Regions from separate parts of the Mus musculus genome. Here region 1 is linked to region 2. Evidence: chromatin loops called from intact Hi-C (ENCODE). Cell type or tissue: heart. All regions are shown on one strand. Links, peaks and the distances in the headings refer to the core of each region. The heading gives the core; the rest is flanking DNA.

Region 1 (5,373 bases), core at 170-5,169, 110 kb before region 2:
TCAAGGTGATGAAAATGTTCTGAAATGGATTGTGATGATGAGTGCTCAGCGAGGTGAACCACATGCTTTAAATGGATAGTTTACGTGTCAATAAAGCTGCTACTGGGAAAAATGGGAAAAGAGTCATCTAGTATCTCCATGCGTAACCTCCTTTGAGGTTATTTCTGCATCCAGCAGGACTTACATTCTTATGGCTTTTGATGACTATTTTGCCAAGTTGTTTGATATAAGAGTTAAGCCAATGAAACATAACCAGGAGTATTTAAGAGCTCTCACTTAATTATAAACTTTTTTTTTGAAGTTCATGAATGCTAGTGGCCATTTAATCCACGGTAAGATATGGAGATATACACGTAACACCAGGCAGCTGAGAAACCACTTTCTGTTGCTTTATCTTTTACCTCTTATGAACAATGCTTCTGTGACCATCCACATAGAACTTCTTTTTAAGAATGCATATTTTATTTTTAATTATGTGTATATATGTGCATGGGAGCTATGCACCTGCGTACTGCAGGTCCCGATGGAGTTCAGAAGAGGGGATCAGATGACTAGGAGTGAATCACTGTGAGCCACTGTAACTTGGGTCTTGTACTTGCCCTTAACTAATGAATCATCTATCCAGCTCCCATATATATGAATTCACACACACACACACATACACACGGCCACTACTGCTGTGCTACACTCTTACCCAGTCTTCCTTGAAGAAATGAGAGGCAGAAACGATTCCACGGTGTCACAATAGTTGTGCCACGATAAGTTATGCAGAAAGGCCATACTCTTGAGACTTTTATCCAGGAAAAAAAAATGTTGGTCATATTAAAAAAAAAAAAAAGAACGTGTAACAATACAGAAAAAGACTAGATGGGGGTGGGAAATGCAGGCACACGTAGAACCTACTTAAAACCCTCCAGTGCTTCCTGAGCCCCGCTGTGCCCTATAGAATCCTCTCTGACCTCAGCTTTCTGCCCCTTGAGTCTCAGAGGCAATGTAAGCTTCAGTGCTTTCCATATGTTGCTTCCTGTGCCTATATTTTTCTTTGCCCAGTGGTTTCAAGACTCATCTTAAATGTCACTTCCTCAGAGAAACCTTTACTGAGAGCCCAGAGCAGGTTAAAGGCGTTTCCACACTGGTCTGAAATTTTCCATCTTAATCCTTCTGCTACTGACACTTGTTTATGAGGTCAGAAATCAAATACTGAGAGCCTTTCACATACAGAAATGCAGTATAAAACAAACTATACAAGATCCAGGCCATCCATGAGTTCATATGGGGAGGGGATGGCTATAGAGTAAAACAGTCTTTTGGGTAATTTCATACAGTGATCAATGGGTATCTCTGTGCCTGAGTTGCAAACTCCTTGAAGACAGGAGCCTTTTGTTTTCAAGCTAATTCCAGTTCTGTAAAAACCTGATCGGGTTTTTTTTTTGTTTTTGTTTTTGTTTTTTTCCAGTGATGTAAAATGAATGCTTGACTAGGTAAATGGTTAAGTTCCAGGTCTCCCCTTCTTCCCAAAGCTATCTGCATTCTTTTCATAAGTAGAACCATTGTAAGATTTGCAAAATTTACCAACTGGAGTAAAAAGTACTCAAGTAAATAAAACACATTTAGTTCACATTCGTTAAGGACCTAGTTAGTGATAAACAGGACCCTGAAATACTAGACATACTGGCTCATGACTAGAATTCCATTGGCGCACAGCCAAGCCGTCAGTAGTCTAATCCACTGTTTTTACAAGTAGCCTTAAGCACGCAGGATATGATCCCCTTAATTTTCTTAATTCTAAAGTGCTTCAGTCTCCCATCACCCACAGGATGGTTAAAAAGATGCATGTCCTTACTCACTAATAGGAACGGGACAACATAATTTTGCGTAAGGTCAACAAAGAATGTGATCTTTACACAAAAGATCTCCATCCACGTCTAATAAATTCGTTCAGGAGGGCTAAGGACAAGTTGGGCTGGGAAACACTGGGAGACTCTAGGTTGGGCGCAGGCGCTCACCCAGAAACCCTTCCCTGAGGCTAGGCTCCTTTCTTTCCAGAGGCGCATGCGCAGCACACTCTCCGGCCACTGCACGCCTCCTCGGCTAACAAGCCTCTTACGTCACCGAACAGGCGGCGGGGGTTCTTCCGCGCGCCCGAGGAAAAAGAGTCCGCGCACCTTTCCTTCTCTTTGTGCACACAAAATGCACTTTCCCTTTTCATCCCAGTCCCAGCGCCTTCCCCAGGTCGTCTCCGGAAGCTCGTCTTTGTTCAAACTCTCCTGTGCGTCCATAAGACACGGAAGTTCGTCTTTGTTCAAACTCTCCTATGCGTCCGTGGGACACCGGAGGTGGCCAGGAAGAGACGAGAACACTGGCGTTGTTTACAGACACGCGCGGCCGAAATCAGTCCGCGAGGGCGGGGCTAGGCGGCCGGCGCTTTTTCGTACGCTCCTCCCTCCCCAGCCTTCCCCCGCGAGCGGACGCGCCAGCGCCTCTGTCTCGCTTTTTCTTATTTTCTCCCCCTTTCCCCTTCCTTTTCTTTTCTTTTTTCCCCTTCCCCCCTTCCACCATTTCCCCTCGGAGGCGTTTCCCTCGGGCAGGGGCAGAGCCGGCCTCACCCCGCGCCTCTCCCCGGCCCCCGCCGCCCTATGGCGAGAGGGCGCCCCCTCCTCACCCGGGCACCAGCGGCGGCGGTCGGAGGAGCGGGACCGGCGGCGGCGGCCTCGGGCCCAGGGTCATCATGGAACTAGTTCGCTGAGTGACCCCTCGGCCGCAGCCGTGCGTCCCGCCCGAGTACCCGCGCCCGCCGGCCCGGTTTGCCCTCTTCTCCCTCCTCAGACGGCCCGGCCCTGGTCCCGCGCGCCCCGCTGCCGCGCGCCGAGGATCATGAGGTGGTAACGGGCCCCCGGATGACCCCGCGTCACCACTGTGAGGCCTACAGCTCTGCCGGGGAGGAGGAGGAGGAGGAAGAGGAGGAGAAGAAGAAGGTGAGGGCGGGGGCGCGGCGCGGTCGCCGTGCGCGCCGCTGGAGTGGGAGCTCGCGGGGGCGCGCGCCGCTCCCCCGAGGACCGGTCCCCTCGGCGAACCTTTCCTGGGCACCTCGGGGACCCCCTCGCCGTCTCTGGCAGCGCTGCGTGGGTTTCCTTTGAGCCCGGCCTTTTTTTCTTTTTTTTTTTTTTTTTTGGTCCCCAAGTAACTTGTAGCCACAGCCCGTCACCGACTGGGGTGCCAGTTCCAGGCTCCGCGAGCCAGTGCTAATAAAGAAGGTGACACACCCCCACCCACAGAAGCCACCGATCCCTCGTGACCACCGAACATAATTTACCGGGCAGAGTATTGTGAATGTCAAGCCAATAGTTATCTTCCTCTGCCCTACCCCCCCCCCCCCCCGCCACCCACACACCGCGCGCGGGAGTGTAACGTCGTCTAGGGCTTGGGCCGGTGGAGGAAACTAGAGAGGTGAGGGAACTGAGTTGCATCATAAAGGACAGAAAAATGCCGAATTTTGCAAGAGCTAAATGCTCTCTGCAGAGTTAGCCTGCTCCACCGCAGGTCATTTAGGCAGAAGTTGAACATTGTGTAGTAAATTCGTGGAAAGTGTGAGGTAAATAGATCAACGAGGTAAATGGATCAACTGAAGGTCTTAGAATAGCAAAGTAAAATACTTACGTTTCACTTTGTCAGTGAAGAGCCATTGAGTGTTTGAACAGCAGCCTGGTAAACCTAGAAACTTTCTGGACAGCTAGGGATGGAGACATACACACACATACATATATGTATGTACCCTGTCTTAAAAGGGGTTAAAAAAAGGGTTAGGTTAAAAGCCAAGAGTATTTGTTTATTCTGGTCAAGTAATTCTTAAAAATTAAGAGTATTCAACCTACCTGTGTGTTTGTTCATCTTTTAAATGGATTTAGTAATTCCACCATCATAGGGTTAAACAAGGATTACTTAGAGTAATATGAACAATAGCTAGCCAAGTAGTAGCAAAGCATTGAGGGCTATTGATAAGCACCTGACAAGGGTAAGCTGTGATTTGGGGGGCAGGGAGGTACAGTGCTAAAGTTTGGAAACTGTTAGTGGTAAAGATACTCATGATTAGTTGAGAAAGCAGGTCTAGCAATGGTCATGACAGTAATTACATACAAAGGCAGGATTATGTCCAAGTATGGATACAGAAAGGCAGGGTAGTGTGTTTCTGCACAATTCTAGACGGTGATGTGGGATCGCCTATGACCCGGTATTGCTGGTTCATAAAGTCAAGGAGGGAATAGTAGCTACAAAAACCTTAAAGGCTCACATTGATCTTCTCTGTTCAGAAAAGGAAGGAAGGACCAGAAGTCAACAGTCAGTACAGGATTATTAATAGAGTTGGCATTGTGATCACCATAATAGGATAATTATGTATTGATGAAGCTTGCTATTAATGTGGTTGTTTACCGGCATTGTGTTCCACTCTTAAGATCAGGGGGTCCTGGATGTATGTTGGTAGTACAGTTTGATGTAAGGTAAGCATTATGCTAGCTTGTTAATGCAAAATCTAAGCCTTTTAATAAGCATGAACAGTATAGAAGTATTTGAGACAATGGGAGGAATATGTAAAGCTATTTTAAATGTTAAGGAAAATTTAAAGTTTAACAGTTCATTTAGAATATGCCAAGCAAAAATCAAATTGAGCACCCTAAATTTGTGGAAAGTAATTTCATAAGTTCACAAGTGAAAAATTATTTTTAAATTATAGAAAATTATCTGGCATATATATAGGTATATATGGATTTCATATTTATATTGGATTCCCTTCTAATTATGTATATGTAAATATTCTAAAACCACACATACAATATATGAAAAAATTGGACACATTATATAAGGGATGCCCAACCTCTATAGCCCTTTTGTTTTTAGAGACTAAAAAGATAATTCACATTTGTGCATGTAACTAATAGTGGGTAAAGATGAACAAGAAACAATAAAATTCTATCATTAAAATAAGAGTTGTCCTGAGAGGCTGAGGTGGGGCATTCAGGGCTGGCCTGGGCTACATAACAGGAAAGTTCTCATGACACTTTTAAGGGTTTATGTTAGCAAAATTCCTTATTCATTTAGCTTAAATCTCTTATATGTTAGAGGATAGACCTGTAAGTTTTCTGTAAAAGGAGCAAAAACTGAATTCCCTGCTACCTGTGAGCAGCTGTCTTAAAGGAGTGTAAAAATGTTTCTCCTACAATATTGACAAATAATTTACAACTTAATTCTATGCATATTTAAGTTTTTGCCCATTTTATAGTCTTGTGAATGTGGTGTATACTCCTGGACTCTGTACCCTATGGATAGGAGTGTTTCCATTCAGAATCACAGCACAGTTAAATTTAGTAAATGTAGTTC
Region 2 (5,373 bases), core at 65-5,064:
GCACACCAATTCCATATTCCAGAGAACAAACTGAAACAGTCTGACCACGCTCTGCAGTCTCCCCAAAGTCTTATCCGACTTCAGAGTCCATTCCTGACCACTCCTACGACTGGGGAACCAGTGTCTTATGTTCAGGTTTTAAGTAATTCCATCTTAATTGCAGTGACGACAGAGAATTTGCATAAAGAAGGGATCTTCTCTGTATCCACATGCCTTCAGAACCTCCCCTCCCCTACTATCTGAACGAAAGGTCCTGCACAAGGAAGGACTCTGTGGTTGTAAGCTCACATATGGCGGGCAGACACGGAGTTGGATATAATTACAGCCACACAGCTAAATCTCAAACTCACATATTGTTCCTATTTAATTGACATAGATGAACTTACTAATTTATTGGAAATGTGCAGCAAATTATTCCGACCACCTCCCCCAGCCCTCAAGAATGCACTGGCGATAGGTGTTACTGGGGGGGGGGGGGGGGGACCACCCCCTACACAGGATAAGTGGGTTCCCAGACACTTGCAGAGGCTTCTAAAACATACATTGTTATTTTAGTTCTTTGAATCTGTGCCCTGAAAAATAAGGCCAAGAGTTAACCTTGATTTCCTTACCATAGTAATAAAGAGGTCAGCCCAGAGACTAAGCAAATCCCCTCAGTAAGGACAGCCTCGCACCAATCAACAAGGGCATAATTTGTGTTTTGAAGAGGAAGCCAAAATTCTTAAGAATGTGTCATTTAACAGAGTTTGAAAGGTCTAAAAAGACCCACACAAACACTTAATGATGACCAGGGAACATTTTCTGATTGTGGGGGGGAAAAGTCTTTCAAAGAACCTCAAACTGCAGCAAAACCATCAAATTGAGGTAATGTTGCAGTGACCCCATGAACTTCCTGCTGGGCTAAGACTCCTCAGGGGGTGCAGAAGGGTGTGTGTGTGTGTGTGTAGAGATGTAAGTGGGGAGAGCCAAGAGACTCAGCATCTGGGGTTTGGCAGCTTTCAACATCTAAGACTTTTCTCTGTATCTGCAAAATGTCAGGCCACCACCTGAAGCTAGCTGCAAAGTTCGAAAGGGAAAATTTAAAAAAAAAAGATGGGGTACTAGCCAGGGAAGGACTCCCCCGGAGTCGCCCCCAGGGCAGACCAGGCAAAAGTGGGCAATGAACGTTGACAAAGAAAACCCGAGAGAAGAGGACTCCGCCTTTCCCACTGGGCTTGGCTCCTTTCAATAAAAAGGAAAGGCGGCCACTGCCGCCACCGCCCCTTCCCTCCTTTTCACCCTAGGCTAGAGAGCAGACCCTAAACTACATCCTCAAAGTCCTACTCGCTCTAGCTGGCTGCCGGAGTTGGAAACCCAGAGCCTACACTCCCAGAGGCACAGCCCGTGGCGCGTACCCCAGCCCAGAGCATCCCCTCTCTGACTTCGGGTGCTGGGACACTTCTCCAGGCACGCACCCTCCCTTCCTCTTCCCGGAGCCCCGTATTCACTACTGCCGCCCCCGGCCTGCCAGCCGCAGAGTATTTCAGGACTTCCACCCACCCCGAAAGGGAGCCCTTTGAAAACTTTGTGTGTGTGTGTGTGTGTGTGTGCCTAGGGCTTTGTCCACATCCTGGGCAGGGCCCGGGTCACCCGGGTGGGCGCCTGAGGGTGTCCGGAATTTCACAATGCACCCGGGGGGGGGGGGAGTAAACCACCACGGAAATCCCACCCCTTTGACCCGCTTCTACGGCCGTGTGACACAGCGCTTCAGCACCCAATTCTCATGCCCGGATCGCCCCCAGGGCGCGAGAGAACCGCGAGGAAACCCTCCTCAGTCAGCGCCTTCCTCCTCTGTCACCAGCTAAGCCTTGTGCGCCGTGAGAGAGAGGTAGCTGGGGAAAGCAGCAGCTCAAGCAATCTCTTCTAAGGGCGCCTCACAGAAGGGTCCTTTTCTTCCCACATCCCCGAAACAGGGGCGCGCCAAAGCGATCTAATGTTGCATCAGGTAGGCTCTGAGCCTGCGGGCTCCCCAAGCTCCCCTCCGCCCCAGACGCGCGCCCAAATTCATGCACACACCCACAGCCCCCAACAGCCACCACCCAGAGCCCCCCTCCTGATCCCCGCAAGTCTCCACCCGCACGCGCCCCGAAGCGGAGACCACCCGGCGCCCCGGGATCAGCACGCTAGAGAAGTGAGGCCCCAGTACTCACACTCGGTCTCCCCACCGCCACGGCCATCGCGACTGTGGCTCTGGCTGCTCTTTACCGACACTGGCTGCTGCTGGTGCTCCGGCTCCCGCTGGCCTCCCCCGCGCCTCCCTCGCGGCTGCGCCCTGCTCGCGCCCGGCTCCCGCGCGCCTCCAGCCGCATCTGCTCGCCCGCGCCGCCCCGCCCGCTTTATTCCAGCAACATGGCCTCCCGCCTGGACTCGACCATTAGCTGCCCCGGGACGGGGGTGCAGAGAGATCCCCAGCCCCAGCCGAGCAGACGAACGCAGCAGGTGAACCGTGATCCTGGTCAGCTGATAAGATGATACGCTTTGAAGTCAGCCACCTTCCTTCCTGTGGCTTTCTTCCGTCCCATTAAAGCGTCCTGTGCCGGGACACTGCCCGACACTCCCCCTGTTGCAACACGTGCTGGGGTCCGCGTAAAAGCCTAGGCGCGGAGGTCCCAACCCCGAGCTGCCACGCGCTGCGCGGAGCCGGCACCTGGGGCTGCTATGGGGTGGGGCAGGGAGGCTAGGGGACCGCAGGGTGCAGAGGTTGTACCTCTGGAAAATTGACCTGGTGACACGCCCCACCCGGAGGAGCCCTCTTAGAAGGTGCGGTGGGTAACTTACTAGGGCCGAGCGCGCCCCACGAGGAAAGAATTGCCGGTCTGCTGGGCCTTCCATCAGAAAGGAGACTAAACCAGCTGCTGGAAGCCGTCGCTGTGGTGTGCGGCCGGGCTGGGGACCGCTTTTCCAGAAAAAGAGGACCTAGTCGTGAACGACCCAACCACCGCTGCTGGGGACAGGGAAATTAATTAATTAATTAAAAAAACTTGAGTGCTCGCTGGAAAAATTAAGCCGTTTGTGAGCTTGCTCCAGAGCTTTTCCCACCGTGTCACACTGGAGAGGTTACTGGTGCGAAGAGGTCAGTGGACGTGATATTGGATCCCGGAGACAGACCGGATGACCCAGGGCCCGGAGGCGTGCAAGCTCAATCCTGGCTGCGGGGTGTGGTGCACAGCGAAGGCGAGAAGCGGGTGACAAGTGGGTGCGACTCACAGCACAGGGAACTGGGAGGGCTCCTCCACCACTAAGAAGGACTTCCCCCCACCCCCACCCCCAGCAGATGTTGGAATAATTACAGTGTCTGAGTGGCAGGCGAAATGGCGGGGTCCTTGTACATACATCTGACATAGGCTTAACAGGGAGAAGTGTAATGCGCTGTGGGTGTCCACGCATGGTAGACCCACGATCACGTGAGGATAGCTACTCACGTGAGTTGAGGAAAGTAGGTGACTTGAAGCGCAGGGGAAGAGGCAAGGGAAGGGCTGTATTTAGCCCACATGAACGCGCCCACGGGGCAGGGGCGTGGGGGGAGAACTAGGGCGGGCATCTGAGAGTCATACCTGAGACTTCAAACATCCAAGTTTCTGGGAACCCACTTTTGGCTACGGGATTCAGATGCTCTCTGTCCAGTCTTTGGCTGAGGGTAAGTGACTAGCACTGGTTCACCAGTAGCTGATCTGATGCTGGGCTGCTCTGGTAGGTGAGTGAGGAGCTAGAAGCTGCCTAGAGTGAATTCCACCCTTGGCGGTGGAACCTAGGGAAGAGTGTGTTGAAAGAGGAAGGCTCTGATGTAAAGCCAGATTCTGGCTCACTCAGACCTGAACAGCACTAACTTGTTCTGATTACTCCCTGTTCTATAGAGAAGATGTCTTTTGAGAATAGGGACCTCATTTACACCGTTACACAGTGTCGAGTTTGTAAGATGTCACTCGAGTGCTCCGCAAGAGCTCTCAAAAACAAGAATTACCTTTCCTCTGTGACTCTAATGCAGTGCTTTCTTGTTCTTCGGTTGGGGGTGGGGGGTGGGGGTGCGAATAATTTCTTATTCAAACTTAAACCTTTTAAGATTAAAAGGAGAGGCCCGGTGCTATATATAACCTCAGATGACAACAGGCAGGAACTGTGACTTACTTTCACCCCAGCCATTGTTGCAGATGAACCAGGCCGTTAAGAGGTTGTCATAGTAATATTCATCTCTCAATAGACTATGAACTCAAGAGTTCTTGCCTTTTGGCTTCTAGCACACACCGTACATGTTGAACAGGACTGTCCTCCAAGCCAAACAACTGTCATCTTGGTGCAAATGAACATCCCAGCTGTGGCTACTGACTGTTTATCTCACTCAGAGAGGGGAGTGAGGCTCAGGAGCCCCACACTGGGTATCCAGTCACTTACTACCACGCTTTCTATGTGCATCTGCCTTCCTTGCATGTGGCCTCCAGGAAAGGCTAGAGTGTATATAGGCTGAGAAGCTAGGAGAGTGGGGATCCATCTGTGTGACTAGTGGAAAGCCTTCATCCCTGCTGGGTCATGTTAGTTTTCAGTGTGGCCTCTAAGAAAAGAGCACTTACCCTTCACTAAGTAACCCCTCACCTGTGATCCAAGGAAGTCCAATGAACTCACTGCTTTCCAGAGTGAACTTCGGTTGCGTGGTGCCTCGGTTTGTCTGTGGACCTTAGGAGGAAGGGTAGATGCTGCTAATGCCTCCCCTAGGGAGGAATTTGAGCAACATTTGCAATATTCAATAAAGTTGAATGATCAATACATGTTTACATATTCTATAAATGTTGAGTGGAGATGGAACTTGGGACTAAGGCTATGGATAATCAATTATTTCCATAGACAGAATTTAGTACTTGATCCTAAGGGCAGTGACAAGCCCAAGGGGTTAGTAAGCCTAGAAGTGATTTCAATTTTTCATTTCAGAAAAGATATATGATGAATGTTTAACATTGTTCCTCGTGTAAGATCAGTGCCCCTTCTTAGTGGGACCCCTGATTATTTGGAGAGATTTTCCAAGTGAATCTTGCACCTTGGTAGAAAGTAACTGTCTCTTATTAAAGGTTCCTGAAAATACAACATCCATCAGGCCCTTAATTTCGTTCCCTTAGTGCCCTCAAGAGATCACATGATCTACACTCAGAGAGGTGACACTGTTAAATTTAATTCTGGAGTTAAGTAAAAACAAAACCTTTGCATTCTAGGTTTACTCATTCTAAGTTTTTTAGGTAAGTTATCTAGGTTGTTTCTGTATCTTTCCCCTTTCCTTTAAAAAATCTAATGTAAGAGTGCTTTGATGCATTAAGAAAGTACAAAATATACAATGGGAACAATAACAAA

What was found. Hi-C counts contacts between places; a loop is a spot of excess contacts. Peaks named below come from ENCODE experiments on the same cell type or tissue, not always from the same donor. Only the 100,000 strongest peaks of a DNase experiment are listed, where the experiment ranks them.
Region 1: a loop joins it to region 2, with 2.7 times the contacts of the local background. A loop is called at or near these places in 1 of 42 quality-filtered maps.

The regions. Positions count from the first base shown.
Region 1 is chr5:93,203,516-93,208,888 of GRCm38, reverse strand. Ccni (cyclin I) reads left to right here and starts at 2,394. Exons shown (of 7, transcript NM_017367.3): 1 at 2,394-2,975. It overlaps 2010109A12Rik (RIKEN cDNA 2010109A12 gene), which reads right to left and starts at 2,371. Exons shown (of 3, transcript NM_029363.1): 1 at 2,166-2,371; 2 at 695-790. The coding sequence starts at 2,209. In heart, for the core only: no CTCF peak of the experiment used is centred there; DNase peaks (open chromatin) are centred at 2,078, 2,388 and 2,918; H3K4me3 peaks cover 3,087 bases; H3K27ac peaks cover 3,280 bases.
Region 2 is chr5:93,090,414-93,095,786 of GRCm38, reverse strand. It overlaps Septin11 (septin 11), which reads right to left and starts at 2,371. Exons shown (of 10, transcript NM_001009818.2): 1 at 2,190-2,371. The coding sequence starts at 2,216. In heart, for the core only: a CTCF peak has its summit at 2,871; DNase peaks (open chromatin) are centred at 1,596, 2,336, 2,656, 3,206 and 1 weaker place; H3K4me3 peaks cover 4,458 bases; H3K27ac peaks cover 3,322 bases.